Linked DNA regions of Mus musculus: regions 1 and 2 are each linked to region 3. Evidence: chromatin loops called from intact Hi-C (ENCODE). Cell type or tissue: gastrocnemius. All regions are shown on one strand. Each heading gives the region's core, and the rest is flanking DNA. Links, peaks and the distances in the headings are about the cores only.

Region 1 (9,856 bases), core at 1,140-9,139, 240 kb after region 3:
TATAGCATTGGAAATGTAAATGAGCTAAATACCTAATAAAAAATGGAAAAAAAAGAATAAAAAAAAAAAAGAAAAAAGAAAAAAAAAAAGAAATGTGTTTTGCTACATCCTGTGGCTTTTGTAACACACCATGACAGAGGACAGATGGAGTCATGACTTCTAAATCAAGGTTTTCTTTTCACAGTGGATGGCTCTCTGTCTGGTTGCCAGACAGGCTGACCTGTCGGATGGAGCCGGTACCTGTATCACTCACGGGCAGAGCCCGGCTCTCTGAGCTTTTCTGTCACCTTTTGAGACTCGGTTTCATGGGATCCAGGCTGGCCTCGTTTTTGATATGTAGCTAAAAGTGATCTTGAAGTCTGATTCTCCTACCTCCCGTGCCCAACGTTGGAGTTGGATGCGTGTACAACTCTCGTTGGCTTGTTTGCTTTGTGGTACTAGGGATCAAACCCGGGCTTTGTGTATTGGGGGTAAGGATGTCCAGCACTCAGGCTGACGCAGGAGCACTGTGAGCTGTCTTTACAAAACCAATAGGAGGAAACTGCAGGTACCAAGGCCACTCCCAACGGAAGGGCCCCCACCCTTAGGTGCTAGGTACAGAAGTGCTGAGTCTTCCTCTTGTGGGATACCACTTTGCACCCAATGGTCCCTACCATCCTGCCACCCCCACCTACTCCCCCACACCTCCCATCCCCCTCCCCCCCCAGCAGCCCACAGAGCTGGCTCGGAACTCAGCTGAGGAAAGCCACTCCTGCAGCTGGCTTAACGCTCTGAGTGCCTGGCCCCATGAAGATGATCTTGTTTCAGTCACGGGAGCTGAGCTCTGGGCAAGGGTCAGGATTGGATTTGGTAGGAGCAGCACAGGCTTGGGGCATTGGGGTGGCTGCGCTATAGCACTCTGAGGTGAACAAAGTTTTACAAAAAAAAAAAAAAGGATCGAACAGACAGTCTGAGCCACTCCAGACTGAGAAAGAGGCAGCCCACTGACAGGCCACACCCAACCCTCCCCCACCCCCTCAGTTCCAGGTCCCCAGCCACCTGTTGGAGAGAAGCAAGCTGGACTAACACTACAGAGTAGCCCAGGGGCTAGACTCTTATCAACCCCAGAGCCAGCAGGCCACAACTGGTCAGAGCTGAGGGTTTGATGAGCTAGCTTCCTGGAAGAGTCCACTCCACACCCCAGGGGCTAGACTCTTAAAACCCCAGAGCCAGCAGGCCACAATTGGCCAGAGCTGAGGGTGTGATGAGCTAGCTTCCTGGAGGAGCCCGCTCCACACTCCAGATGTGCAGATCGATACCACTTTCAGGGTTGGCTGTCCAATCACCTCCTGCTGCTCCAGGGTGGGACAGGAGCACACATCTCTCCCGCTATAGATGGCATTCCAGGAAACCATGGAGAGCCAGGGGTGCTACTCGGGATTTGGAGTCTGAGGACAGTCATCACCAACAGTAAATTACTTACAGAGAATAGTTTGTGACTGTCGGGATAATGTGTCCAGAGACAAGGGTCTCTAGCTCAGGCTGGCCTGGAACCATGTGACCCAGGCTGGTCTCAACCTCAGACCTGCAGTTCCAGATGTCAGCCACCACCCCTGGCCTTTGGTTTTCATGACCATATGAAGTATATTTATAGGTACCTCAAATTCAAGCTGAACCCCAAATTCACCCTGTCTCTGCCATCTCCTCTACCTGCTGAAATGTGAGCAGCTTCCGGCTGCCTTCCAGGCCTGAGCACTCTCCATTGTCATTAACCCTGCCTTAGCTGGCCAGGGGTGCTGCTTGCTCCAATGGTGAGGCTGGCAACTGGGCCCCCGCCACCTGCTCCTTGGCTAGCTTTGGTCACCTCTCCAGCCTCCATTCACCGGCTCCTTCTCATGCCACGCCTCCCTGCTCCTCCATTACCCCTAGCCAGCGGCTGCTTGGCCTTTGTGCTTTTTCTTTCAGGTTTGCTTGAGGCCTCTTATCAGAGACCAGCCTATTCGTTCTCAGATTTCCCGGAGACCCTCATCAGGAGTCTTGTGCTAGCAGGCAGGAAACTCCATGTTTTACCATAGGACACGAGTGTGCCTTGAGCCCACAGACTGACTCCCCGGACCTGGCACACATTACTCGGTGGAAGAGGGACTGAATGAAAAGTCCTGCTGTAGCCCAGGCCGTCTCTGAGCTCACTGTGAGAGAGCTGAACTTGTGGACAATCCTCCTGCCTCAGCCTTCCTAGTACTAGGGTCAAAGCAGTGCCCGCCACAGCCCCAACCCCCACAGTAAACACAGTCCTCAGGCTGCCCACCACTACCACCACATCAATGAAGTCCCCGTTGTTTCTCCCTCAGCAGCCTCTGTATTATTTTTTTGGTTTTTTTTTTCTTCTTTCTTTTTCAAGACAGGGTTTCTCTGTGTAGCCCTGGCTGTCCTCGAACTCAGAAATCCACCTGCCTCTGCCTCTCAAGTGCTGGGATTAAAGGTGAGCACACCACTGCCCAGCCCTCTGTATTATTTTTACTAGTGTTTATTACGGTGTGCACTTATCCCCAGTGCTCAAGAGGCAGAGGCAGGCGCGCCTCTGCTGTGTGAGGCCAGCTTGCTCTACATACTTAGTTCCAGAGCTACATAGTGAGTCCCCGTCTCAAAACAATGTGCAGTTTCCAGCTTTGCTTTCTTGACAGGAGCTGCCAGGTCCCTCCTGAGGACTGCAGGTGTGTTCTTTCTTCACAGTGACAAGATGGCTGCCAGTACTCCATCTTTAAGTTCCTTCGTGGCTATCCCAGCAGAGAAAGAGAATACCCAAGCTGAGCCTTGTCCACTGACCAGCCTAGCCTGGGCTACATGGTCAGGGCAGATGAGGCCCAGCCCCAGCACATTTTACTCCTCAGTGAGAGCCCAGTGACTCTCAGAGCGCCTGAGGAGCCCAGGAAGCGCCCGCCATCAGAGGCCGTCCGTCTCCGCAGCAGGAGGGGCCGAGCTGCTCCGTCAGTCTGCAGCTGCACCAACAGCAACCACCTGCAAATGTAGCCAGCCACAAAAGACCCCAGACACAAAGGTAGCTGGCAGGAGCTTGGTAAACTGTTTATTCTACTAGCAAGGTTCAGAAACATACAGACCCGGGATGAGAGCCCCGTGTGGCGGCTGCTTCACATACTACTGCTGAGGTTCCCTGGGCTCTGGACACACCAGTGGGCTTCCAATGCCTGCTCAAGCGTGGGGCCCAGGGCTTGGGCTCTAGTCTTTGAGAACAAGCGGTGCCTTCACTTGGTTGGCCATGTCTTTCCCCACGAGTGCCTCCACAATGGCTAGTGCAAACTCAAAGCTGGTCCCCGGCCCGCGGCTGGTGAGGATCAGGCCGTCCTTCTCCACGCGGCTCTCTGAGTAGCTGTAGTGACCTACAGGGAGCAGACAGTCACTCTACACACACTGCTGCCGCCATTCCCGAGGTCTGTCTCCTCTGCCCTCCAGACTACCGGGTACTGTGGGGACGATGGTAAAGTGACTGCAAGGGTGGCTGGAAGGGACCAACAGCGCACGTGGGAGAGCTCTGTGGGCACTGGTGATGGACTTCTCCACTGCCTACTTTGTTTGCCACAGGGCTGCTGTGGCAGAGGCAGGGCAGCGGTGAGGACAGAGACTGCCTGGTCCTCTGCAGTCCCAGACCACACAAGACCAGCACATGAGGTCTCTTCCTCTGCCTCTCCCTGTTCCTCTGAAACAATGTGGTGGGCTCCACCAAGACTCCCCACGTCTCCCCCACTTTCTGTCTCGTACGACAGGACCCAGGCTCCAAGCACCCGCCTGCCCTCTGGGGCCTTACTCATCTCACACCCTCACCCCACAGGCCAGAGTTGCTTTCCGGGAGCCTAGCCGTGTTCCCAGCATCCGGCCCTTGGGCCAATCTAGTGTGGTCCTGAAGCAGGCCTGCTGGGGCCACAGCTGGGGCCTGCTGCCTGTCCCCTCCAGCACCCGCAGCAGCTGGGACCCTTTGCTTTCTTATATCATCTGCTATTCAAAGTGCTTGGGGTCTCTTCTGTTCTCGGTCTCTGACCAGAACACGGAAGCAGGTTTCGTCCAAAGTTCCTGACTCAGTCCCCCAGGCAGTCTCTCTACTGTTGAAGAAGGGCTCTGCACCAGCATCTCACCCTGGCCAGCTCTGTCTCCCTCCGCACCGAGGGCACTGTGTGGAGGACCTCACTCTCTCAGGTCCCTGTAGGAGACCCTCTGCCCAGGATATCTGGGCTTGGGCCTTGGCACAGAGGCAGGGAGTGGAAGGGCTGGTCGGAGACAGAACTTTAGGGAAGAGATGGATGTTGGGAAGGGAGGGCGGCCAGAGTACGGGAGGCCTCCAGGCAAGGACTCCTGCAGGAGCAGGGTCACGTGCGGACGTGAGGGCGGACACCAAGGATGATCAGGAGCTCCACATGCAGCCCTGTGGGAACCACCAGCATGGCCCCAACCTGAGATGCTTGGGCACAGCTTCATGTACCCTGTTTCTGCCCGAAATGAAGAACCCAGGACATCCAGAGTTCACTGAGAGCCCTCAGAAGCGCGTTTCTCCTCCAAGCGGGGCAGCCACACCAGGAGGAGCCTGCCTCTCTATCTCATTCAAAACTCCATCTGCATCTGCTGACCAGACAGAACATACCAGAACCTTCCCACTTACAGGACGGTAAAGAAAACAGAGACCGCCACTGGAAGGGACGTCTCGGTTCACCCAGCCCTACTTTCTGATGGCTAAACCAGGACAAGACCTTTTAAATCAAATACTAGAAACCCAGCCTCGGCCTTAACCAGGAAGTTTAAAGGTCTCAAACAGGGTTACCACTTGTCCACGGCCCCCACCTAGTGGCCACAGTGAGGAACAGCCTCACAAAGTGTACCAATGCAGCCGGGGCTGCTGTGGAGCCTGGGGGAAGGAAGAGGATTTGGCGGTCAGGATAGATTTGCAGACATGAAAGAATCTCTTCAGAGAAAGGCACTCACTACTTAGGCCTGTCTATGACAATCAGGGAACACCATTGCAGAGCAGTTTCCATAGAGACCCAAAGCCCAGAGAGCCCAAGTCCTTGGCCCTTGATCCCTCAAGAGAAGGCAGTCAGCCTCTGAGCACGCGCCTCCTCAGCCTGCCCTCAGGCCTTGCTGCCTGAGTACTCACTCATCCAACACACTTCTGAGGACTACTGCTGCTGCCATGGGCAGGGGGAGCCCAAGCCAAGTGTTACGGAGCCCCCAGAAGAACCTCGCCTACAAGAGTCACGTGGAGGATGGCTACTGTCCCTCAGACTGCTTTCAAAGGGTACAATGGACAAAGAGTGTCCTAAAACCAGGACTTACTGACCCTGGCAATGATGTAGGGGAGGGAGAGCCTTCATTACAGAGAGGAGGGGAGGGGAGCCGGGTTCCTTGCCTTGCCAAGACACCGTAGGCTCCAGGTAAGCTGGGCACTGTGTAGGCTATGAGGTCCCACTGTGTGCCCTCAGTACCCGTGTTTCAGAAGCTCAGGTGACACAGGACCAGCATGTGCTTTGTCCCCTTGTGCGCATGGTACACATGGCGCACACGGTGCACAGCGCAGCCTGAGTTCGTGCCATCCTTCCTACCCTGACCTCACTTCCTGAGGCTCACACAAACTCAACTCCCAAGAGCCAGAGCTCATAACAGAGCGGTTTCACCCAGTTTGACAGTCAGTCTCCCTCTAATAACTGAAACAGAGCAACAGGCTTTCAGGGAAACAACACTTGGGACAAAGCTAAGAACACGCGAAAGTGCAGTCACAGAGCAACTCCATGTGTCGCTGCACACCAAACACACACTCTACTGCTGAATCTTAGCCTCTAAAACAAAAAGGTACGAACTTTTAAAAACTGCGTGTACACTATTTTACTTCAAAAAGGGAGCTCTAGTTATGCCCAGGTATGTATTTAAGAATGTTCTCAGGGCTGGAGAGATGGCTCAGTGGTTAGAGCATGTCCCGCTATTGCCAGAGGACCCGGGTTCCATTCCCAGCACTCGCGCCAGACAGCTCACCACTGCCTGTAACTCGGCTCACAGGGGACAGAACATCCTCTCCTGGCTTCTGTGCACACCTCCTCATGCACACACATAACTGAAAATTAAATAGCAACTTAAGGAAGTTTCTCGACAGCATGGGTTCACATAGGCAAAGAAGCAGAAACCAACCACAGCCCACACCCAGGAGCCAAAGAAACAAGCAAGACACAGGAAATCCAACTAGCAGTGAAGTCAACCTGCCAAAGCTAAAAAGGTAATGACGAGGTTGAGGTGAGAAGGTGCAGCCTCATATGGCACACACCTGCACGCCCATTTAGGCTGAGGCAGGAGGATGGCTTCAGTCCAGGTCAAAGCTACCTGTGCAACACAGTGAGGGCCCATCTCAAACACAAAAGCAGGCTGCAGAATGGCCTAACTAGATCTGAATAACAAACTACCTGGAAAGGCTACAGCGGAGCTTTAGAGTCACAGAGGACACGTCACGGGCCTTACTGACAAGCGCAAGGAGGAAAGCGCAAGGGGAGGGGCATCCAGCCTCGCGTCAGCCCTCCTACCCTGTCTGCTCACTTCACCAGAAAGAGAAATTGCTTTCAGAGGGTTAATAAAACTCAAATGCCTAGCTGATAGGAAGGAAACGCATCACCAAGCAAGCTGGCCGCCCACTGAAGACATTGCCAAAGGTCTGCAGCACTGTGCACTGTGGGCAAAAGGCATTTGCTGAAACTGCTGTCACGGATTCGGTAAAAACACTACCTAAACTAGCACTTCACAACCCTCCCCGCTGTCGAGTCAGGGTTCTGGTGGCCAGGCTGAGGCTGGGCTGGCGCCGCTGAGAAGTGCGTGCAGAGCCAGGAGCCCTCCACTTGGCTAGGATTCTGTCATATAGGGAAGCACAGGGAGGGAGGGATATACTCACTGCCATTCATCATTTTGTCCTTAGCCAGTGGGTGTGTTGTGACCTTGCATCCAAAACCTACTTCGTGAGCCAACAGAGCCGTAGGACCTAGGAAGAAGATGTATATATACAGATGAGAGGGGAGAGAGAACCTGTGCTGTAAAACAGAAATACAGCGTGTGAGGTGGCGCACGCCTGACCCCAGCCCTTAGGAGGCAGAGGCAGGCAGATCTCTGTGAGTTCCAGGCCAGCTTGGTCTACAGAGTCAGTTCCAGAGCGTGTCCCAGGTCAGTGAGGACTACAAAGAGGGCTCTGCCCCAGAAAAACAAAGACAAAACAAAGAGTTTACCAGAAGTATTCTTCTAAAGCAAACACCCGAGTCTGAACAGTCACGGCTCTAAATCCCACTGCTTAAACACAACAGAGGCGCATCCTCCCGCCATGAGCCCCGTGAGCACCGGGCAAGGTGTGCACGGCCGCCTTCCTGTCATAGTAAGTGACTAACTAATGTGGTCAAAGGCCTGATTTGAAAATGAAGACAAAACAACTTACCACTGCCATTATCTGAGCCTCTAAAGAAGGCCATGCCCAGCCGGGCGTGGTGGCACACGCCTTTAATCCCAGCACTCGGGAGGCAGAGGCAGAGGCAAAGGCAAAGGCAGAGGCAGGCGGGTTTCTGAGTTCGAGGCTAGTCTGGTCTACAGAGTGAGTTCCACGACAGTCAGGGCTACACAGAGAAACCCTGTCTCGAAAAATCAAAACAAAACAAAACAAACAAAAAGAAGGCCATGCCAAGAGTTAGCTCTGGGAACCGGCAGCAAGCTCAAGGCAGCAGACCCCACCCTTTCCTACAGCGCCACCTGGTGGACACTTGAAGAACACCCCACCAACTACAAGTCCTTGGGTGTCCTGGTTCCTGGTAAGTCCTTCCACTCCCTGCTTCTGGCCACCTACAAGCTTCACTGCAAGCTTCCTTCTCTCCCCTCAGGAAAGCCTCCCTGCGATGACTTTCTTCTGGACTCAGCAGCACCGAGGGTGATGCTAACAACGGAGCTCCTGACTGTAACATCACGGTCACTCTTGACTGCTGATTGAAGACAGGCTTCATTACAGAGCTCCACTCCCTGCCTGGGCCACCCCAGTTTTCTGTTTATCATCCCGAGACCGTGACACAGGACAGTCTGCTAGTAATGTTTCTTTTTTTAACAGTGACTTGGTTCGGAGGAGGGCCAGGCCCTCAGGTCTGACTGAGCGCAAGTGAGCGAGCCAGCTGCTGCTGTTCCAGTCAGCGACTCGGAACACGATGACACTGCAGTTTACCTTCAGCCAAGTCTAAGAACAAACCCAGGCAAACCCTAGGGAGGCCGGTCTCCCAGGTCAGCGAAGGACACCAGCCCCCTGATGACTTCGTACCCACCGTCAGGACAGTCCAGGTTACAGGGATTGCAAGACCACCAACCAACAGAAATCCCTGGGCCTCGGCACGGCAGGAAGTCAGAGCTGTGGGAGCCTAAGACGGGATGCCCAGGGCAATGCGTAGGTGCTCCCAGTGGCTCTCTAATGTGCTCTCAAGCATGCAATCGTGGCATCCCATGATGCCCACAACCTCTGTCACTTCAGGGAGTTAGAATGGCTTTGTATGTCGGTTTTGAATGGAGCTTCTCACATGCTAGGCACATACAGCTCAGTTATGCTTGGTCCTAAACTGGGAACTTTTAGAGCTTTTTCCACATGTTTTCCCTCCATTCTTTCCTTCAGTGGAGAGAGGCTCTCTTACGTAGCTAAGGATGGTCTTGAACTCACAGCAGCCCTGCCTCTCCCTCAGCACGGCAGTTACAGCCTGGTCTCCCAGACAACCCAAATGTGATTTTTTGTTTTGTTTTGTTTTGAATTTAACTTAATTTTATATGCATTGGCACAAGGGTGTCAGATCCTCTGGAACCGGAGTTACTGACAGTTGTGAGCCACCATGTAGTTGCTGGGAATTGAACCCGGATCCTTTGGAAGAGCAGTCAGTGCTCTTAATTGCAGAGCCATCTCTCCAGCTCCCAGGAAGGATCTTAAAACAGGGGAGGAGCACACAGCCTTTGCCCGAAGGATGGCGCTTGTCAGTCTGATGTCATTTCAGTAAGACAGCAGCCACAGATGTCTCTACAGTATCTGCTTTGTCCCCTGGGGGAGGCAAGGGCACCAGAGCTAAGATAGAGTCCCTTGGTCCCCAAACAAAACCATCCACTCCTCAGTCACTGATTCACCTGTTCTGTGACACACTTAAAAGGCATCTGATGAGGAAGACGCCGGATGCCAGACCGTCACCTGAGAGGAAAGCCACATCAAGGATTTGAAATGGGCCAGGAAGCAAACTGTTATAGTCTCAAGGCTCAGGATATGTACGAGAGAGCTCATCTGAAGCCATGGGTTTCAAGAGCACCCAAGCCAAGACTCAGCACGCACCCAGGCAGGCGAGGCCGGGGGAAATGTGTGGCGTTTGTGCCGGTCAGATTCTTGCTGACTCTCCTGGCAGGCCTAACTGCTGGCACAGAGATGCGCCGGAACAAGCTGTTTGCTGGATTCCAGAAGCCTGATTTTTCCCTGAGGTCAACCAAACAGGGCAAACACTGAGTTTCACAGATTAGCGACCTAGGGCAGACAGAGACAGAAAGCTCAACAATTGGGCTCAGTGCTGCCATGACACGAGTTCATGCCACCCAAACCAAACAGCCAGTGTGGGCGCCTTTTGGCTTCCTGAAGGCAAGCTGTGTGCAGTCAAGCTCCCAGAGACAGGCCAGCCCCTCGCCAGCTACAGCTCCACACCCGCACTTACTCACCTGCACAGATGGCAGCTATGAGGCCCTTCCTGCTCTCCTGCTCCTTGAGGATCTCCTTCACCATAGGCGACTAGAGAGAGAACCCAAGCACCCAGTCACCATCGAGACACGGTCTCTCACGGGAAAGCTGGGACCC
Region 2 (9,856 bases), core at 723-8,722, 310 kb after region 3:
AGTAGTATCAACAATGTTAAAATTTCAAAGTTTCTTATGAGATCTATCCAGTCACTAAATTGTAATCCCCAAAGCAAGACAGGAAACCAAACCAACTGGGCAAACTACAAACTCTGCATCTCTCTGTCTGATATTAAAGCAGTTTTCAAATCTCCAACTATTTTTTTCACCTTTGTTGTCGGCAACAAACTTCTGTCTCCTGGGCCGGTTCCACTCTGTTAACAGGTTTCCTTAGCAGATAGCTCCTGGCTCTGGCATCTCCAAAGTCTTGGGGTCTCCAAGGCAACTTCAAAGTTACAACTTCCTGTTTCAATGTCTGGGATCCACACATGATCTTCTGGGCTCCTCCAAAGGGCTGGTGTCACTTCTCCAGCTCTGCCCTCTGTAGCACTCTAAACTCAGGTTGATCCACTCCATTGCTGCTGCTGTTCTTGGTGATCATCCCATGGTACTGGCATTGAAAGATCCTGACAGAGTGTAAAAGGTCACAGAAGCCCATGCCTCCTTTTCTGAGAATCCGGCCAGCCTGACGGGTCTGGTAGAGTCTCTTCTCATCAATCCACTTGAGATGATTGTCAGTAGCTCCTCCAGGTTCTGTTTACCAAGGTTCAGAGGTCAGTCCCTCATCATCAAGGTGGGAGTAGGGCACCCATCTAGACAGGCACGATGTAGGCAGAGCTGAGAGTTCTACATCTTCATGTGAAGGCTGCTAGTGGCAGACTCCCAGGCCCTATTTTTAATGATGGTTCTCAAACGCTTTAGCCTCCCTTGTAGCCCATCTCCCACCAGAGGTAGTGGGAAAGAAAGGATATGGTGGAAGTGGACCTGTTTAGAAATGGTTCTTTGGAACAGCTCCCATCTGTGTTGTCTGGAAATCGGCAGTTCAGTTCACAGGTCAGCAGCAGCAGCTTGATCCACTCGCAAACACTTCATAGATACACCAATAGTCCAGTTTGGTAGCATTGTGTATCGGTAGTTGATTAATCTGCTCTAATCTCCCCTGCAGCGGCACACCTCACCACCTGCTCCTGGTGCTCTGGATTCTCTAATAAAACACACACACACACACACACACACACACACACACACACACACCCTTCTATTTTAATATGTCTTAAACATTGTAATGGCTGGGCCACTCCCAAACTTCCACATTGCTAATGCCTCCCCTCTGACACCCCTGAGTTATTACTAAAATCTATATTCCATCTTTGCTACCCTAGACCCAATGGTGTGTGTGTGTGTGTGTGTGTGTGTGTGTGTGTGTGTGTGTACTGGGGCCGACTTCCCTGGCTGGTACTGCCTTCTGCAGCTCTCAAGCCTGCATCTTATTCCTTTCTTGGCATGGTGACTATTCTTCCTCCCCTGTGTTCCTTGCCAGGGAACCTAAATAGTCCTGCCTCTGTCTCCCCGCCCAGCCATTAGCCGCCGGCAACTTTATTTACCAATCAAAGCCAACTGAGGGCAGGAATTCCCAGAGTTTTACAGGTAGACATTCGGGTTCCCATGTAATTTTGGGAGCTGAATTAACACAAGAAGCGTTAGAACCAATTCAAGAACAAGAGTTGGGATAGCAAGCATGAATCAGCAGCTGTGGCACTACCTAGCAGAGACAGCCAGGCCTCAGCCTTGGCACGAGTCATCAGGAGAGACCTGGAGGAAAGCCAGAAAAAGTTCTTGGCTGTGCCTCAATCAGGGAAGCAAAGATCAGGGAAGACTGGAGACCCACAAGTGTTGCACAGCTAACTCTATAAGCAAGCCTGGCTCAGCCTCTGTCACTGTCGAGTCCTGTTTACACTCCCTCCAAACATCACGTGCCCTTCACACGTCTTGCCTCAGCACAAGCACTGTCTCAGCTGACATCCTCTGCCCATCAGCTGGAGTCTGGGGAAGCAGCAAGAAACTGCAGCACACTACCAGAAGTTTTTTGGTGCATTTCTGTCTATGGAGTTCCGACAAATGCAGCTCAACTATGCAACGAAAGGTAGACCAACACCTGCGTGTTGTTAGCAAAGAATCCTTCATCACGTGTCCTTTCACATGCTTGCTTTAGTAGAACATCCTCTCTCCTGCGTCTGCTTCAGCTAAACACCATCCAACTGACTTTCCAAAGAACCCTTAGATTTCCACTTCAATTACAAATAAAGCTACTATGAACATGGTGGAGCAAGTGTCTTTGTGAGATGGCGGGGCATCTTTTGGGTATACGCCCAGGAGTGGTATAGCTGGATCTTAAAGTAGAAATATTCCAAGTTTTCTGTAAAACTGCCAAATGATTTCCGAAGTGTTTGTACAAGTTCGCACTCCATCAGCAATAGAGGAGTGTCCCCTTGGTCCACATCCTCACCAGCATGTATCACTTGAGTTTTTGATCTCAGCCATTCTGACTGGTGTAGGATGGAATCTCAGAGTTGTTTTGACTTGCATCTCCCTGCCCAGTCCCCTAAGCACAAGCATGGTATGTACTCACTGATAAGTGGAGATTAGCCATAAAGTACAGGATACCCACGCTACATTCCACAGACCCTAAGAAGCTAAACAAGAAGGAAGGCCCAGTGAGGAAGCTTGACTCTCACCTAGAAGGGGGAATAAAATAGTCATAGGAGGCAGATGGAGGGAGGGGACTGGGTGGTAGAGGGGATGGGAATGGGGGTGTTCGGGATCAAGTTTGGGGAGGGACTGGAGAGATGGTCAGATAGCCAGGAGAATGAATGGAATTCTGCAACTGACAGGGGTGGGGGCATCTCCAGGAAGAGACAGAGACCTGGGGTTATTAAGTAGGTATCCAAGAATCAATGGGGGTGGCCTTAGTTGTGGCTCACAGCATGAGGGATATAGAACTGGAAGAGGGTACCTCTTATAGCCAGGCAGGAACCTCAATGGATTGGTAGGAACACCAACCTACCCACAAAACTTTTGACCCCAAATGTATCCTGTCTACAAGAAATGCAGGGACAAAGATGGGGCAGAGACTGAAGGGAATAGCCAACCAATAACTGGCCCCAACTTCAGACCCATCCCATGAGCAAGCACCGATCCCTGACACTATTAGTGATGCTCTGTTATGCTTTCAGACAGGAGTCTAGGAAAGGCTCTCCTGAGAGGCTCCACCCAGCAGCTGACTTAGACTGATGCAGAGACCCACAGCCAAACAGTGGGTGGAGCTTGGCGACTCTTATGAAAGAAGAGGAGAAAGGATTGCAGCCTCTAAGGGAATAGGGATTGGAACTCCTCAGGAAGGCCAACAGAGTCAACTAACCCTTAGGGCTCTCAGAGACTGAACCACTAACCAAAGAGCATACATGGGCTGAACCTAGGCCTCCCCACACATAGGTAGCAGATGTTCAGCTTGGGTTATGTGGGTGGGTCCCGAACAACTGGTACGAGGGCTATCCTAAAGCTGTTGCCTGTCTGTGGGATATGTTCTTCTAGCTGGGCTGCCCTGTCTGGCCTCTGTAGGAGAAGATGTGCCTAGCCCTGCAGAAACTTGATATGCCAGGTGGGGGGATACCTAGGGAGACCCCCACCTTCCCAGAGGAGAGGGGAAGGAGGGAGAGGGAGGGGAGAAAAATTGGGAGGGGATGACAAGGATGGGGCAGTGAGCAGAATGCAAAGTGAATAAGTAATAATAATAATAATAATATAATAATAATAATAATAATAATAATAATAATAATAATAAAAATAAGGATAAGCACTGTGGAAAAGCCCTCCACAGCAACACCTAGAGTTGAGTTTGAGCTGTGCACCAGGCTCTCGCCAAGGTGCTCAGCAGTTGGGCTTCACTATCAGCCCACTAGATTTTTCTTTAAACTGTTTTTCTGTGCTTTAATTAAAAAAAAATACTGCATGCTGTATGAATTTAAGACTAAGTAATAAATAGCAGTAATCAGAATTCTTCTGGGGTGAACAGAGTTAAACACGAATCACACGCACATGTCTTTACTGTATATGTCGGGCAAGCTTATCCGTAGTCACCCAGCAGGGGGCACACCATGACCACAAGGTGGTTTCCCGGTGTGAGGCTCCTCCGCTGCCCTCGGATGTGCTGACCCCCGAGATCCCCCCCACACGTGGGAAATTAACTGCGTAATCTGTGGTAGTGGGGGCTGCGTTCCCACACCCTCCTAAAGGAGATCTCTAAAAACCGCACATAATAAAAGTTTACAGTAGAGACTGGAGGACAGTTCAGCTGTTGAGAACACTTGCTGCTTTGGCTGAGGGCGTGGGCTCTGCTCTCAGCAGTCACATGGTCTCCTTTCCGGGGCTGGAGAGGTCGCTTACTGAGTACAAGCACTTGGTGCTCTGACTGAGGGCTCGCCTTCAGTTCCCAGCATCTGTATCAGCGGTTCGCAATCTCCCTCATGCTGGGACTCTTTAGTCCCTCATGTCATGGTGACCCTCAACCATAAAATAACTTTTGTGGCTATTTCACAACTGTAATTTTGATACTGTTATGAATCGTTATGTGAATATCTGTGTTTTCTGAGAATCTTAGGCGACCCTGTGAAAGGGCTGTACAGTCACGACCCACAGGTTGAAAAGGGCTGATCTACATGGTGGCTCATAGGTCTCTAGTTCCAAGGGATCTGATGCCCTCTTGTGGCCTGCCTGGGGACTGCACAATGTGGTTCAGAGACGCATGTAGTCAAAAATACCGTAACACCACTACTAAATAATAATGATGATGTTGACGATGATGATGTTTGTTTGTTTGTTTGTTTTCGAGACAGGGTTTCTCTGTATAGACCTGGCTATCCTGGAACTCACTCTGTAGACCAGGCTGGCCTCGAACTCAGAAATCCGCCTGCCTCTGCCTCCCGAGTGCTGGGATTAAAGGCGTGCGCCGCCACTGCCCAGCTTTGATGATGATGATTTAAAAAATATATCCACTAGAACCGCAGTCGAGAGTGCATAGTGCTCTTGCAGAGGAACCAAGCACCCATGCTTGGTGGCTCACCTGTAACTCCAGCTCCAGGGATCTGACGCCCTCTTCTGGCTACTGCAGGCATCTGCATACACTTGGTATGCTTTCTACACAAATGCATACATAAATGAAAACAAGTCGTAAAACTTGAACAGTAGCAAAAGCAACAAAAAACCATATTCCAATATAAATACCAGAAGACCTTCATTCTAGGATCCCAAAGTCTCTCAAATCACAAAACCAGAAAAGCCCGGTCTTCAGTCGTGAGCACCATATTTGTTTTGGGCATATCTGTACAGAGCATCTCCGATGACAGATGACACGTGGGTAACTCTCTGTTGAGATCTGCATCTGGGCTCTTCAACACGCTGAAACAGGTCTCTGGTTGTTTGGCTGTTGAATTAAATAATTAATTAATAAGTCCCAGTGGCAGGCTCACCACCCGCCTCAATGATATATGTTCCCCAAAGAAAGACATTCCTCCCCCTCCCCCCACACAGCCTTTATATTTTGATAGGCCTTAAGTAGCTCAATAGCTGGGCCACTGCCTAACCTCCACGTGCCAATAATCTCTGTTCTCTCTTCGCTGCCCTGGACCCAGCTGGGCAATCCTCTCTGGCCACACTCTCCCGGCTCCTTCACATGGTAGCTACCCTTCTCCGTCTGTCCCAAGCCCCAGGAAATTAAAAATACCCGACCTCTGTCTGTCCTCCCCAGCTTGGCTGTTGGCATTTTTATTTAACAGTCAGATTCCATTGGGGGCAGGTTCCCAGAAGCTACTTACAGACACTACTTGCAGTTTTGGGGACCCAAATTAACATTAGAAAACAAGCAGCATTTGGCCAAACCCACCTCATTTGGCAACCTGGATCTTGCTTAAAGGTGTTCAGCTTACCGGGGTCTCTGGATCCTCCTCCGCATTTACCCCTAATGTCACTTAGCGCGATGCTCAGATGTAAATATTTGACACCCACACTCACCCACTCACTTCTGCCACCCTGCTGTTGGAACTTTTTGTCAGATGAGAAACTGGAAAGAACAAAAACTCCCTCCGCCACAAGAGGGCGGTAGACACCACCATTGTGTGGGTGGCTACCTGGGACCAGGGAGACTCCAGGATGAAGAGGTGCCAGGAGTCATTTAATTATCACCTGTCTTCTTGCAGACAAGAAGGGAAAATGATGGTCATCTTCTGGGGACTAAGGAGATCACACTGTTGGCCAGGGTCTATACCCTCAGATGTTAACTTGGTCTCAATTAGACGGAACCAGGAAGTTCCTAACCACGTGCAATCAGCCCATCAGAAGAAAACATGGTCTTGGGCAGAGAATGAAAATTAGAGACAGCAATTTAAGTAACTAAGACCATTCTAAAGCATGCATGACACGTGGCTTTGTTTGGTTTTTGAGAGATGGTCTCATGTAACCCAGGCTCATTATGTAGATCAGCCTAATTCTGAACTCCTGATCCTCCTGCCTCCACCACACAGGGTGTATGCAGTCCTGGGGATGGAACCCATCTCACGGCGGCACTCCCACGGGCTGTTTCAGATCCAAGCTCCATGTAGTTAATGTAGCCTGAAATCTCACCATGTTCCAAGAAATTGCTAGAGCCAAGCCTGCTGGTATGTGCTTATAACCCTAGCATTCCCGAGGCTAAGGCAGGAGGACTGTTCCAAGTTTGACGCCAACCTGGTCTCAGCATTGAGTTCTAAGCTAGCCCGAACTATGTGTCCAGACTGTGTCTCAAAAACCCAGGAACAATGGTTAGATGAAGACTCCGTTGGTGAGATGCTCACTGTGGAAAAATGATGGCCGGAGAACTCCAGTTCGAGCCCAGAGCCAACGTCAAGAGGCTGGGTGACCTACTGCGCAGACGCAATTCTAGCACGGGGAGATGGAGAGCAGTTGGCTCCATGGCGCTTGACGGCCAGCCAGCCTAGCCAGAAAGAGAATTCATCTCAAGGAATCAACGTGGAGGGCAGAACGACACTCAAGTTTGTCCTCTGTCCTCCACAGGCACCTCTACATACACATATACATGTAAACACATACACATAAACACACACACACACACACACACACACACACACACACACACATACACACACGATTTCTAGGAAGAGATTCCTGCTAGGAAAAAAATGATCAAGCTGTTTGGTTGGAGCTTGGAGTCCACTGCTCACCCCTGCGTGGCCTGGGGAGCCCCGTCTAATCTCCGCCCAAACCCTCGCACACTGAAAAACTCTGAACAAAAGAAGGGCCCCAAAGGCGGGTGTGGTGGCGCACGCCTTTAGTCCCAGCACTTGGGAGGCAGAGGCAGGTGAATTTCTGAGTTCGAGGCCAACCTGGTCTCCAGAGTGAGTTCCAGGACAGCCAGGGCTGCACAGAGAAACCCTGTCTCGGATACCCCCCCCCAAAAGGCCCCCAAATCTCAGTTCCGCATTTCCAGCAGCTGATGCAATCTGCCAGCCCACCCGTGTAAGCGATCAGCTTTTGACTATATTTGGGCACAGTTCCGGCTCCTGGCTGATACATCATCGCCCGAGATCTATAAACCCCCTGGCCTTAGCCTGGGCTCGTGGTTTCCCTGGCTCTGTTCTCTGGGACCTGCGAACCCACCCAGGAGCTGCGCCCAATAAACGTGCACCTATTTACTTTTACGGTGATCTGATCTGGCCTATCGCGCTGGTGAAAACCTATTACAATCTTCTAGGAAAAGCATAATTTACCAAAACAGACTGAAGAAAGGAAATGCATAAATAAAACTGCCGTTGAGAAAGCTGAGGAAGAAGTTACAATTCCTGCCATGTTAGTCCAGAGGCCCAGGTAGTCCTTGACAGCCATGGGTGCAGTTATTCCAATATGTTCCAACTTCCGTGGGGTACAGGCAGGCCTGGAAAGTAGAGGGAGCAGTCTACTTACTGCCATGTTAATCTAATTGCTTCTGAAATTATTTTTTTTTTAAAGTTTTATTTTATGCGTCTCTTTGCGTGTGTACACATGCACCCGTGTGCTGGTGCCCATGCAGGCCAGAAGAGGGCATCAGATCCCCCCACCCCACCCCGGAGCTAGAGTATCAGGCAGTGGATGTGTTGCTGTGTGGATGCTGGGAGCCAAACCCTGGTCCTCTACAAGAGCAGCCAGTGCTTTTCAACTGCAGAGCCACCTCTCCAGTCCCTCAGATCTGAAATTCTTAAGCAAACTAGTGATTTTTGCAAATGAAACAGATTGGACAATACAAACTCTTGTCTCTCCTTTGCAAGAGCTGTTTCCCAGTTTTAACCGTGTCAGATGGTGGTTACCTTTGAATTAACGATGATTGACCAGTTAGTGATTGTAACAGGCATTGCATCCCTGAAGCCTTCACTTTCTGATACGGTCTATCCTGAGCTTCCTGCCCTGTGGTCAACTCTGACTCACTTCTTCCCTGTCACTTCTAAGGGATAGAAAGGGGCGAGGCTCACTGCCCACACACAGTCAACACAGGGCTGGGGATGACACATAGCTCATTGCCTTTGTGCTGGCCTCACCTGTGCGAAGATCAGCACTGCATTAGAATCAGGTGTGGTGGAGAACTGGGAGCCCTGCGCTTGGAGGAGAAGCTCAGGGTGACTCCTCGGCTACCCAGTAAGTTAGAGGCCAGCCTGGGCTACCGAGAACCTGAGTTTGATCCCCAGGACCCACACAGGAGGAGGGAACTAACTCCTGCAAATTGTCCCTTGGCCTCCACATTTGTACCATGACATTCATGTGCACATGCTCACACACATGAACACACACACACACAAACACAAAAGCAGTGTAGTTAAAAAAAAATCTTGTCTTAAAACAAGAACATTGTCACTGTAGGCCTGATTTAAACACATTTCTCTACATGCAAACCTGCCAGAGGTGTGTGTGTTAGCATCTGATCAGTCATCACAACATCTAAGGTGTGCAGGCAACAGTGAGCCTCGCCCAGCTGATCTACACAGTCAGTTCCAGGGTGGGCCAGGCCTGCACAGTGACACTGTCTTGACACAGCAAAGGGTCATTCAAAGGGCTCCATGGGTACCTGTCACCCAGCGAGACATCCGTGGGTACCTGGGTACTTGACAAGCTGAGTCAGGTCCCCCGGAACCCACAACTCCTGCAAGCTGTCCCCTGAAATCCATATGCACACTGTGGTATTCACCCCGCCCCCCCCCCAACACACACACGCTAAAATTAATTAAAATGTCGTTTAAATGTTTTGATAGGAACAACAAACATTTAGAAACCTTGGTCTTTCTAAATCAAGCACAACACAATGATATGAATGGGAAAAAAATCCCATTAAAAATAGCAGCTTAGGAAGGTGGTGAGATGGCTCAGTTGTTAGGAGCACTGGTTGCTCTTGCAGAGGAGCTGGGCTCACAGCACACTTGACTCCAGATCCAAGGGGATCCGACACCCTCTTCTGGCCTCCACAGCCTCCTCATACACACGTGGTGTACATAAACTCAAGCAGTCTCACAAACATACACATAAAGTAAAAGTAAATGAGTAAAAACTTATGTAGAGGGGTTGGAGAGATGGCTCAGTGGTTAAGAGCACAGGCTGCTCTTCCAGAGGTCCTGAGTTCAATTCCCAGCAACCACATGGTGGCTCACAACCATCTGTAATGGGATCCGATGCCCTCTTCTGGTGTGTCTGAAGACAGCTACAGTGCACTCATATACATTAAATACATCTTTAAAAAAAGAGAGAGAAGACGGGCGTGGTGTCGCACACCTTTAATCCCAGCACTTGGAAGGCAGAGGTAGGCAGATTTCTTAGTTCGAGGCCAGCCTGGTCTACAAAGTGAGTTCCAGGACAGCCGGGGCTATACAGAGAAACCCTGTCTTGACCCACCCCCCCCCCCAAAAAAAAAGAGAGAAAGAGAGATTCTGAAAAGCAGTTCAGAGTT
Region 3 (9,856 bases), core at 1,154-9,153:
GCACCATTTGGGTCCCTGGAATGGAGCTCAGGTCGCCAGACTTGGTAGCAAATGCATTTACCCGCTAAGTCATATTGCTGGTCCCAGAATAACCTTTTTTATTAAAAAAATGTATTTGTCTGGGCTGAAGAGATAGCTTGGGAGGTTAGGAGCATTTGCTGCTCTTGTAGAGGCCCCACGCTTGGTTCCCAGCACCCACATCATGTGGACAGCAATCACCTGTAACTTCAGCTCCTAGAGATCTGATGACTTCTCTGGCTTCCCAGGTACTGGCACACACACACACACACACACACACACACACACACACACACACACACACGTGAAAATTAAGGTTTAAAAATAAAAAATTACATTTGAAGTTGGGCAGTGGTGGCACATGCCTTTAATCCCAGCACTCGGGAGGCAGAGGCAGGCAGATTTCTGAGTTCAAGGTCAGCCTGGTCTACAGAGTGAGTTCGAGGACAGCCAGGGCTACACAGAGAAACCCTGTCTTGAAAAATCAAGAAAAAAAATGTTAAATGCTTTACAAAATTTTATACTGTGACAGATTTTTTTAAAGTTACTTTTCTGTGGGCAGTTAGAGACACAACCTCTGACTTGCAGCAGGATACACCAGGCTAGCCCACCCAGGAGCTTCAAGAGATTTCCATCTCTGCTTCCTATCCAGCCCTAGGGCTGCCAGGATTGCAGGTACACGATACCACTACTGGTGGCTTTAAATGGGACATGGGGATTCAAATTCAGGTCCCCTTGCTTGGGCAGCAATTTCTTTATCCACTGAGCCATCCCTAACCTGTTATGGGCTGTTTCAACAGCACTTGATTAACAAAAAAGAAACATGCAATAACCTGAATACTTAAAAAAATGTATCTCACTTGGAATCAACCCATTTTCTTTTCTCTTTTCTGTTAAACAAAACAAAACGAAATGAAACAAACAAACAAACAAAAAACGGGGGGAGGGGGCTTTCCACCCATGGGGTTGCCTTAGGGTCAGTTCTCTTTCACCTCCTACAGATTCTCAGAGCTGTTAGTTCAAACCTCTTAAGGGGATGGAGCACTGAATCGGGGCCCAGTTCTGCTACATCTCCGGGACTTTGACTCCTTACTCAGGGCTAACTTGCCTCCAAAGTCCCGACTAGAAGCACTCTGACTTTGTTTCATCAGCACCTGACTCTCCTCCCCCTAAGAACAGGAAAACAAACGTTCTAACGACTCCAGGGGTCGTGAGAGGTTATTATCCAGAAGAGAATGAAGGGGAGGTTTGCCCGCCTCTAGTGTCAGCTTTAGCATGACACCCTCAGCGATATGACTCAGGACAGAGGTAATGACAGGGTGCTGTTCCCCATAACCCAGACATCCCAGGAGATGTTTTACAAAGGCCCCTGACCATCCAGAGGACTCAGCCTCAGGGAGGAGGTGAACCGGAAGCTGATGACACCTGCCCAGGTGGCCGGGAACAGGCCTGGGGCTCAATAAACAGAGCAGACGCTGGGTGCAAATTTTACCAGACTGCTTCTCCCTCTAGGCCTGCGGTTGCTGCGCCCCCGGAGGTTCCATTCTCAGCTTAATTCACTAAACATCCAAGAAGAACAAAGGTCTCCATGCCTGCCTAGAGCCCCCAGCCTGGGCACTAGTATCATCCTGGGGCCTAAGCAGCATTGCTCCCGGCGCCAAGCCGCGGAGCTGGGCAGAGGGCGCAGGAGGAAACGCCCGGTACCTGTACGTCCAGACGGGAGGCATCCCTTTCCCAGGCTGGGTTCCTGGTTCTTCGGGGTACAGCTCCGTCCTAGCCCGGCGCCCCCGGCCCCGCCGCGGCAGCTGCAGCATCACCCCGTGGGGCGGGGCCGTGACGTCACGGCTGCATCCCGCCGCTAGGTCCCGCAGAGCATCCTTAAAGCAGCCGGTTGGCTGTGCCATCGCACCTTTGGGGACAACCGGGGTCTATAGGCAGAATGCAGGAGTGGGAGGCAGTATGACTTTGTGGGACCAGTTCCAAAAACAGAACAAAACAAAAAAACCTGAGCGAAAAAAGAAAGACAGACATATAATAGTTTATGTTTGTTTTTCCATGGTCATGAATGTATTATAAAAGCACTTGCCGGGGCCCGTGACTGTTCTTCCTCATTCTCATTTTAAAGGAAATACATACATTTTTGTGTCTTCAATTCTAAGTAAATAGCCGTGCATATGTTTATAGATAAACACGTACCCCCTAAAATTGTGCCCATTGCACTAAACCAATCCCCCAAAGTATTACACTCATTATTCTGGCCACAGATCCATCAGGTGGCCGGGCTATGCCAGGCTTTATTCTAGACCCCTTGATGTAAGGAAGAGAGGGGGAAACCTTTCCGACCTCAGGGTTGACAGGCTAGAGAGGAATATACACATTAAATAGGATAAATAAAATAAATACGTAGGTGCTGGAGAGATGACTCAGTGGTAACAAGCCTTGCCAAGCAAGTCTGGAGATCTGAATTCAGTCCCTGGAACCCACTAAAGGTGGAAGGACAGATTCAACTCCAGTAATGTGCCCTCTGATCCTCCCCATAGCATCTGTGACACACACCCACCACTGCGCATATTCACAGTAAAGCATGCCAATGGTGTGTCAGAACACACAACTCCCTCAGAATACATACAATTTCAGATGAAACTGCTAAGGTAGAGAGATTATGGTGACTCTCCCGGGACTCTGCTGCCCACCAGTGACTGTGGCTGAAGTTGACTGTGTAGTTGCATGTCACTGAGAGTCTTAGTTCAGCTTCTGCACAGGGCATACATGTGTGCAGGCATGCAGTCTTTACTTGCCTAGCAACATTTTTGTAAGGGAAGAGGACACCTATGTTGGCTGTGACTAAACACAAACACAAGAAACAACTCCAGGGAGAGGGCTTATTCTGGCCTCTCGTTCTAGAGAACAGCGTAGGGGCGGGAGGGTGAGGCGCTACCCACACCACACCCACGATCTGGAAGCAGAGAGAGAGAGAGATGAAGGCTCCTTTGCATGCAGTCCAGGCCCCCAGCCATGGGATGGTGCAGCCCACATTCAGTGTGGGTCTTACATACTTAATGAAGCGGCCAGGTAAACACGGTGATGCTTCTTAGGAGAGACCAGATGCCATGGGGTTGATAATCAATATTTACGATCTCCAGCAACTCCAGCAAACAAGAAAGCAGGTAGATAGGGGGTGTGGGGCTGAGGGAGGGGTGTAGGGCTGAGGGAGGAGCATGGGGCTGAGGGAGGAGCGTGGGGCTGAGGGAGGGGCGTGAGGCTGAGGGAGGGGCGTGGGGCTGAGGGAGGAGCGTGGGGCTGAGGGAGGGGCGTGGGGCTGAGGGAGGGGCGTGGGGCTGAGGGAGGAGCGTGGGGCTGAGGGAGGGGCGTGGGGCTGAGGGAGGAGCGTGGGGCTGAGAGAGGCAGAGATGCTGCAAGTTTGAGTTGAGGAGGCAATGATATTTAGAGAAATACGCGGAGGTAAAGGGTCAGCTCTACTGACATCTTGAAGAGAAGTGACACTGGGCACAGGGAAGAGGAGTGAGTGCAGACGCCCTGGGGACCTGACATGATCCAGACAACTACAGGCCTGTGCTGAGCAGCCACACGGTTGCTCCAGAGGGAGATGCATGGCCGTGGGGGTTGAGGTGAGGACATGTTGAAGAAATGATACTTCGAAGACAACGTAAGGCTGAGGACGTTCTCAACAAAGGGTTGATCTGCCCACAGGTGGCAGATCTGTGGGCAGGGAAGAGCCCAGTGAGCACAGAGCTTGAGAGGCCTTGTGATGGGAGAGGCTGCACAGAGGCCCAGGTGTCGGAGAGGAGGGGCTGCAGTGGCAGCTGGAGGCAGGACTCCTGTCATTTCCTCCCTCCTCCATCTCTCCTCCCTCCATCTCTCCTCCCTCCATCTCTCCCCCCTCCATCTCTCCCTCCTCCATCTCTCCCTTCCTCCATCCCTCCTTCTTCCACCTCTCTCCCTCATCCATCCTTCCTTCCATCTCTCCCCCTCCATCTGTCCCTCCCTCCACTCCTCTATCTTTCCATCCCCCACCCCCCCTTTCCTTCTTTTAATGAGGTCTCGTTATACTACCTAAGCTGACCTTGAACTCTATAGGTTTATGCTACCATGCTGGCTTAAGTAGTGTGATTGTGTATGTGTGTGTTTGTGTGTTTGTGTGTGTGCTGGGCTTGGACCCTGGACCCTCTTGAAGGCTATGTTGAACAATGTCACTGAGCTACACCACCTGTTGCCATTGTCTAAGAGCAGGGAGAAGCCAGAGAGGGTTCATGGGTGGGGGCAGGCACTGTGAAACAAGCTATATTCCTATTCTGCAAAGACCATGAGGCTCTTGGTGGGAAACTGAGAAGGTCAGGGGTGGGTGTGGGGACGGGTCGGACAGGAGGTCGAGGCCTGGCCTAGATGGGAGGAGACAACTTTGAGGGTAGAAGTGGCCAAGGACAGGCAGAGACATGTCCTAGCTTGCTCTTCTGTTGCTGTGAGAATCACCATGGCCAAAAGCAGCTGAGAGAGGGAAGGGTCCCCTGACTTACATGTTCCTGTGCGGTGACTGTGCATCATGGAGGAAAGCCAAGGCAGGAACCCAAAGGCAGGACCTGAAGCACGGGTCATGGAGGAGCACTGTTAGGGACCCGCCCCACAGCTTGCTCCCACAGCTTCTACATCCCAGGCCCTCCTGCCTAGAGATGATCCCACCCGCAGTGGGCTGAGCCCTCCACATCAGTCAGCAAACAAGAGAATGTCACAGCAAGCCTCCTGCTTCTGTTTCTCCAGTCTAGGAATTTGGGATGCACTTTTACCCTAGCTTTGGAAACCTGTTTGAGAAACAGGTCACATGTAGCCAGACTGGCCTAGAATTCACTTCGTGACTAAGTGGCCTTGAACCCCTGATCTTCCTCTTGCCTCTACTTCCCAAGTGCTGGGATTAAGGGTGTTTGCCATCAGGGCTGGTTTACACAGTGCTGGGGTTTGAACCCAGAGCCTCATGCGTGTTAGGCAAACACTCTACCAACTGAGCCAGGGCTTTCCTTGGCCGTGGAGGCCCTCCCTGAAGTCTTGTGGAAATGCTACCTTCCCCTATGGGTGGGACCCTTTTCACATCCAGGACTTGGTCCTGGAGACATGGTCACATGTAATTGCAGGGAAGCTAGAACCTCCGTCCAGAAGAGGGAATGGGGGTGGGGGTGGGGCGGCAGCAGGTGCCTCACGGAGGATTGTGCAGAAGACAAAGATTGGTATCCAGTTTCTCATTGTCACACTAGGATTTTCCAGCAGGAGAAAGGGCTTAAAAATCTAGGCATTGTTGAGAGAAAGAAAAAAAAAAAAAAAAAGAAAGAAAGAAATTTCAAAAATTCCTCTGCCCTCCTTTTACTTTCCAAATCTAGAAACTTCCTTTTTATTTCTTTAACCCTTCCAGGAACAGAAGAAAGCAATTTTGCTTCCTTTTATTTCTGTCTCTTTCTGTGTATATTCACTCCTGTCTACACAGTAACTCACAGGAGATCAGGGCTAAATTAGGCAAGGGAACCATGACTCTATGCAGTGTCGTGATTCCTCCCAGCCTCAGTGGGAGAAGGACTGTCCATCAGGCCAGAAGTCACACGGAGCTTGTAAGAGAGACCCAGGGACACTGGCTTCAGGGCCAGGCAGGGTGTCTACCTGGGACACTCCAGGAGACCAGGCTATCAGTGTCAAATCTCAGAATCTCGCAGAGCTCATGGGGACCTACACGCGATCGGGAGTTCCCGCATAACGTCACACATGACTCCCAGCGGCTATCTCTGTCTGAAGACCAGGATGGCAACGTTAGCAGGAACAAGACCCAGAGGAGCCAGGCAGTGGGAACAGGTACTCCGCGTTCCCACTAGGTGGCGCCAGAGCCCCACCTTCGCGGGGGCAGCTGTGGTCTGCAAGTGGCACCTTGGCTCTGAGGCTTAAAAAAATAAAAATAAATAATAAAAATTACCCGTCCTTCTTAAACATGCTTTTTCCTGCAAAGCACGGAGCCACTTAGGGTTTTCTCAGACCACACGTTCTCTCTCTCTCTCAACGATATTTATTTATTTATTTATTTATTTGAAAATTCAAAAATTTTCTTATTTTATGCATATGAATGCTCGGCCTGCAGGTATATATAGGTATTCACAATGTGGGTACCTGGTACCCACAGAGGTCAGAAGATGACATTGGGCCCCTTGACCTGGAGTTGCAGGTCGTTCTAAGCTACTGTGTGGGTGCTGGGACTTGAACTTGAGTTCATCTCTGAAAGAGCAACATGAACTCTTCACCATTGAGGCATCTCTAATCCCTTGATTTTATTTTTAAGTTATGCGTATGTGTCTTGTGTGTGAATGTGTATCTGTGTGAAGGTAGCCTTGGAGTCCACAGGAGGGCGCTAGATCCCCAGAGCTGGAGTTACAGGACTTTGCGAGTTGCCAGAAATGGGTGCTGGGAACTGAACTCAGGTCTTTTGCAAGAACAGTCGATCTTAGGCTAGCCACTGCGTTGATCTTTCTGTGGGTAAGAGAGGATGCCAACAGACTGGGTTGGAGTGGGAGTTTGAAGATGGAATGGAGGGATGTGGAGAAATGCCCTTCTACAGTGCTGTGCAGCCACACACGGTGACCCACACACCTCAGCCCGTGGTGTGGGTTCTTTGCTCTTGTTTCGAATGATCTGAGGAGCATCTGGGACTGGGAGGCAGAGTTGTGGGGGAGGTCAACAAAATTAGTGACAGCCTCACACCCTGGGGACCTGGGTACTGGTGCACTGTGGTACTGGGAAGGGAAGCAGGCAGCCAGCTGCACGCTCTTGTCCCGCGGCTTCAGGAGAACCTTATTGGCTGCAGGATAGCGAGGGGTCCTGGCCAGTGTTCGAGACCACCCTGCCAGATGTCTGCTTTCAGATGGCTTGATTGACTTGCTGGTTACAATTCTGAATCAACTCCGCAAACCTCTAAGCACATAACCAATTAAAAAAAAAAAAACACGAAAAATTCAAATTACTCCATCTTTTCTCTTAGTGATTGTTATGAATTAGAATTTGTGATTGTTTGGGCTAGCGAAATGGTTCAAAGAGTGAGGGCCCTTGCTGCCAGGCTCGAGGACCCCCGCTTGCTCCCCAGAGCGCACGTGACGGGAGGACAGAACCGATTCTCACATGTCCTCTGTCCTCCACACACTGTAGCACTTACATAATGGCGGCGCACACTCTAAATAAGTAAATAAAGGTAATAATTTTTCTAATTCATGATTTTTTTTTTCACTTTTTGATAGAGGGTTTCAGGGCTGGAGAGGTGGTTAGGGCTCAGTGGCTCAGATCACTGGCTGCTCTTCCAGAGGTACTGAGTTCAAATCCCAGCAACCATATGGTGGTTCACAACCATCTGTAATGGGATCCAGTGCCCTCTTCTGGTGTGTCTGAAGACAGCTACAGTGTACTCATATAAATCTTTAAAAAAAATGTTTCCTCTAAATAAAAGAGGGGGCATCACTATGTCATTTTAGCTGGCTTGGAACTCAGTATGTAGATCAGGCTAGCTTGCCTCTGCCTCTTAAGTGCTGGGATTAAAGGCATGCACCACCACTGCCTGGCCTCATTGTTTTAATTCTTGAAGGTTATCTGCATCTACACTGCACACTGCTCAAATTCATTTTCCATACCAAATATTCCATTCCACAAGCGTGCCTCGGGATATTTGCTCAGATATCTGGTCTGCAGGCTCACTGGATGCAACCCTACTGAGGGCATTATAACCCCGCACAGGTACACACTGGAGCATCCTGCAGGGTACATGTTCAAGAGCTGCAGTTTGGAGCAGACATCTTCTTTCATGTCTGCCCAAAGGCTGTACTTATCCGCACTCTTGAAGGCAGGCAATGAGGACTGTCTGCCCGCTCATTCACCACTGTTTGAGGTCTTTCCTGTTGGGGAGATGGACAGACAGGAAACAAACGTCCTGATTACATGTCCAGGTGACTACAGGGCTTCAGCACCTCACATTTAAGTCATTTTAGTTTCTCTTCTGCAGCATGCCCGCTCAGGCCTCTGTCCATCTTTCTGCTGCCCACGTGCCCGTCTTAATGATTTATAGTGTTCATGTGTGTGTTGGATAGAGTCCTTTGCAAGGTTGTAACTTCAATCAAGTATCAATGGGTGTTGTCTATGGAATTGCCCTGGGGTCCTGGCTAAGAAATTGCCCCTTCCCTGGAGGTCGTGAACATCTTCTGTGTCATCTTCTAACAATGTCATTGTCCGGCTTAACTTTTATATGCCCTTCACGTAGGATGGGCTTTCATTCTTGGCGTGGGGTAAGTGTCTGCCCCTGTGTCCACTTGGCTGGGTGCTGCTTACAGAGATGATTTTCCCTCTGCATTGTTCCGAGAGGCCATTTCTGTCATGGATACAATTCCTAAGTGTTGGGGTTCATGTCGCCTTCGCAGTCTCCTGTGTGCATGTCTCTGGGGTAGGTAGGTCTTCATGTCAGGAGGAGTAAGGCCTTCCACTCTGTACCTCAGCTGCATGTCTCTGACTCCTCGCCATTCAGCTCTGAGAATGAGTCTTCCCATAGCTATACATACATTTAAAAAAAAAAAAAGCAGTTGCAGCATACACATGAGGACCCAAGTTCAAATCTCCAGAGCCCACAAGAATCTGGGCATGGCTGCACATGCTAGTAATCCCAGGACTGAGGAATTACAACCCCAGACAGGTGGATCTCTGGGGACTCACTGCCAGCCAGAAAATCACAGTGGTAAGTTCAACAGGAGAGCCTGTCTGAGGCAGAAAGGTGGAGCTGGCAAGATGGCTCAGCAGGTAAAGGGGCTTGGTGCTTGTAGTAGGAGCACACTTATACATACACCCCTACACACTTCCCCCTGCACACCTCCCCTTGCACACCCCTCCTGCACACCTCTCCCTGCATACCTCCCCCTTGCACACCTCCCCCTGCACACCTCCCCCTTGCACACCTCCCCTTGCACACTCTTGCGCACGCTCGACTGGCCAGGAAGAACGACGCTGCAATAGGATCCTTCTGCACACGTTTATTGGGAGAGCTTGATTGTAGAGGCGAAAAGACTTCGAGCCCAGAACTGGTGCTGCTTTTATAGGCCTAGGAGGGGCGTGTCTCACACCCGGATTGGTTATGCACTAAGCCTCATTTGCATGTTCCTCATCTGATTGGCTACTCTCTCTCAGTACCTTACAGAACCTCATTATCATACCTCATTTGCATGTCTCACATCTGATTGGTTATACTCCCAGTACCTTACAGAACCTCATTATCATGCCTGGGCCAGGCAGTGTCTTTGCAAAAAACTTTACTGCATATGTACACATTGGTTGTTTGTCCAATCTTATGCGTGGTGGCCAGCAGTAGTCAGTGCCACTCTGCAACGGCACATGTGGCTTCCCACAGCACACCTCTCCCTGCACACCTCCCCCTTGCACACCTCTCCCTGCACACCTCCTCCTTGCACACCTCCCCCTTGCACACCTCCCCCTGCACACCTCCCCCTTGCACACCTCTCCCTGCACACCTCCCCCTTGCACACCTCCCCCTGCACACCTCCCCCTTGCACACCTCCTCCACCCCTTTCCTGGCTGCACTGGAGTCCTACCCCTCCTCAATACTTGCTCCCCTCCTGCAACCCTCACAGGTGTCCTCAGACCTGCTTGTCTGTCCTATGGAATCGTGAACTTATTTACAGCTGTCACCTGTCACTGCTTCTTTGTCCTTGAACACTAAACAACTCTAGGATGCTTGACAAAGACCTAGCTCTCAGTATGCACTACTGACATTTGCATGACAGGGACTGATTGACAGCGTCAGAAA

The links. Hi-C counts contacts between places; a loop is a spot of excess contacts. Peaks named below come from ENCODE experiments on the same cell type or tissue, not always from the same donor. Only the 100,000 strongest peaks of a DNase experiment are listed, where the experiment ranks them.
Region 1: a loop joins it to region 3, with 7 times the contacts of the local background. A loop is called at or near these places in 38 of 42 quality-filtered maps.
Region 2: a loop joins it to region 3, with 14 times the contacts of the local background. A loop is called at or near these places in 20 of 42 quality-filtered maps.

The regions. Positions count from the first base shown.
Region 1 is chr4:150,894,095-150,903,950 of GRCm38, forward strand. Park7 (Parkinson disease (autosomal recessive, early onset) 7) reads right to left here. Exons shown (of 7, transcript NM_020569.3): 5 at 9,721-9,790; 6 at 6,914-7,000; 7 at 3,039-3,377. The coding sequence ends at 3,217. Among named protein-coding and RNA genes, the nearest start is that of Park7, 11 kb to the right of the region's middle. In gastrocnemius, for the core only: CTCF peaks have their summits at 4,835 (motif pointing left) and 7,764 (motif pointing left); DNase peaks (open chromatin) are centred at 4,274, 4,814 and 7,756; H3K4me3 peaks cover 4,711 bases; H3K27ac peaks cover 6,432 bases.
Region 2 is chr4:150,960,765-150,970,620 of GRCm38, forward strand. Gm23405 (a small nuclear RNA gene) reads left to right here and starts at 3,971; the gene lies at 3,971-4,129. Gm30120 (a long non-coding RNA gene) reads right to left here. Exons shown (of 4, transcript XR_390979.2): 3 at 7,659-7,822; 4 at 4,823-6,865. In gastrocnemius, for the core only: CTCF peaks have their summits at 3,978 (motif pointing right), 4,604 (motif pointing left) and 5,984 (motif pointing right); DNase peaks (open chromatin) are centred at 1,660, 4,019, 4,603 and 5,987; H3K4me3 peaks cover 596 bases; H3K27ac peaks cover 343 bases.
Region 3 is chr4:150,650,305-150,660,160 of GRCm38, forward strand. It overlaps Slc45a1 (solute carrier family 45, member 1), which reads right to left and starts at 1,870. Exons shown (of 9, transcript NM_173774.3): 1 at 1,723-1,870. In gastrocnemius, for the core only: CTCF peaks have their summits at 5,884 (motif pointing right) and 6,421 (motif pointing right); DNase peaks (open chromatin) are centred at 1,832, 5,888 and 6,456.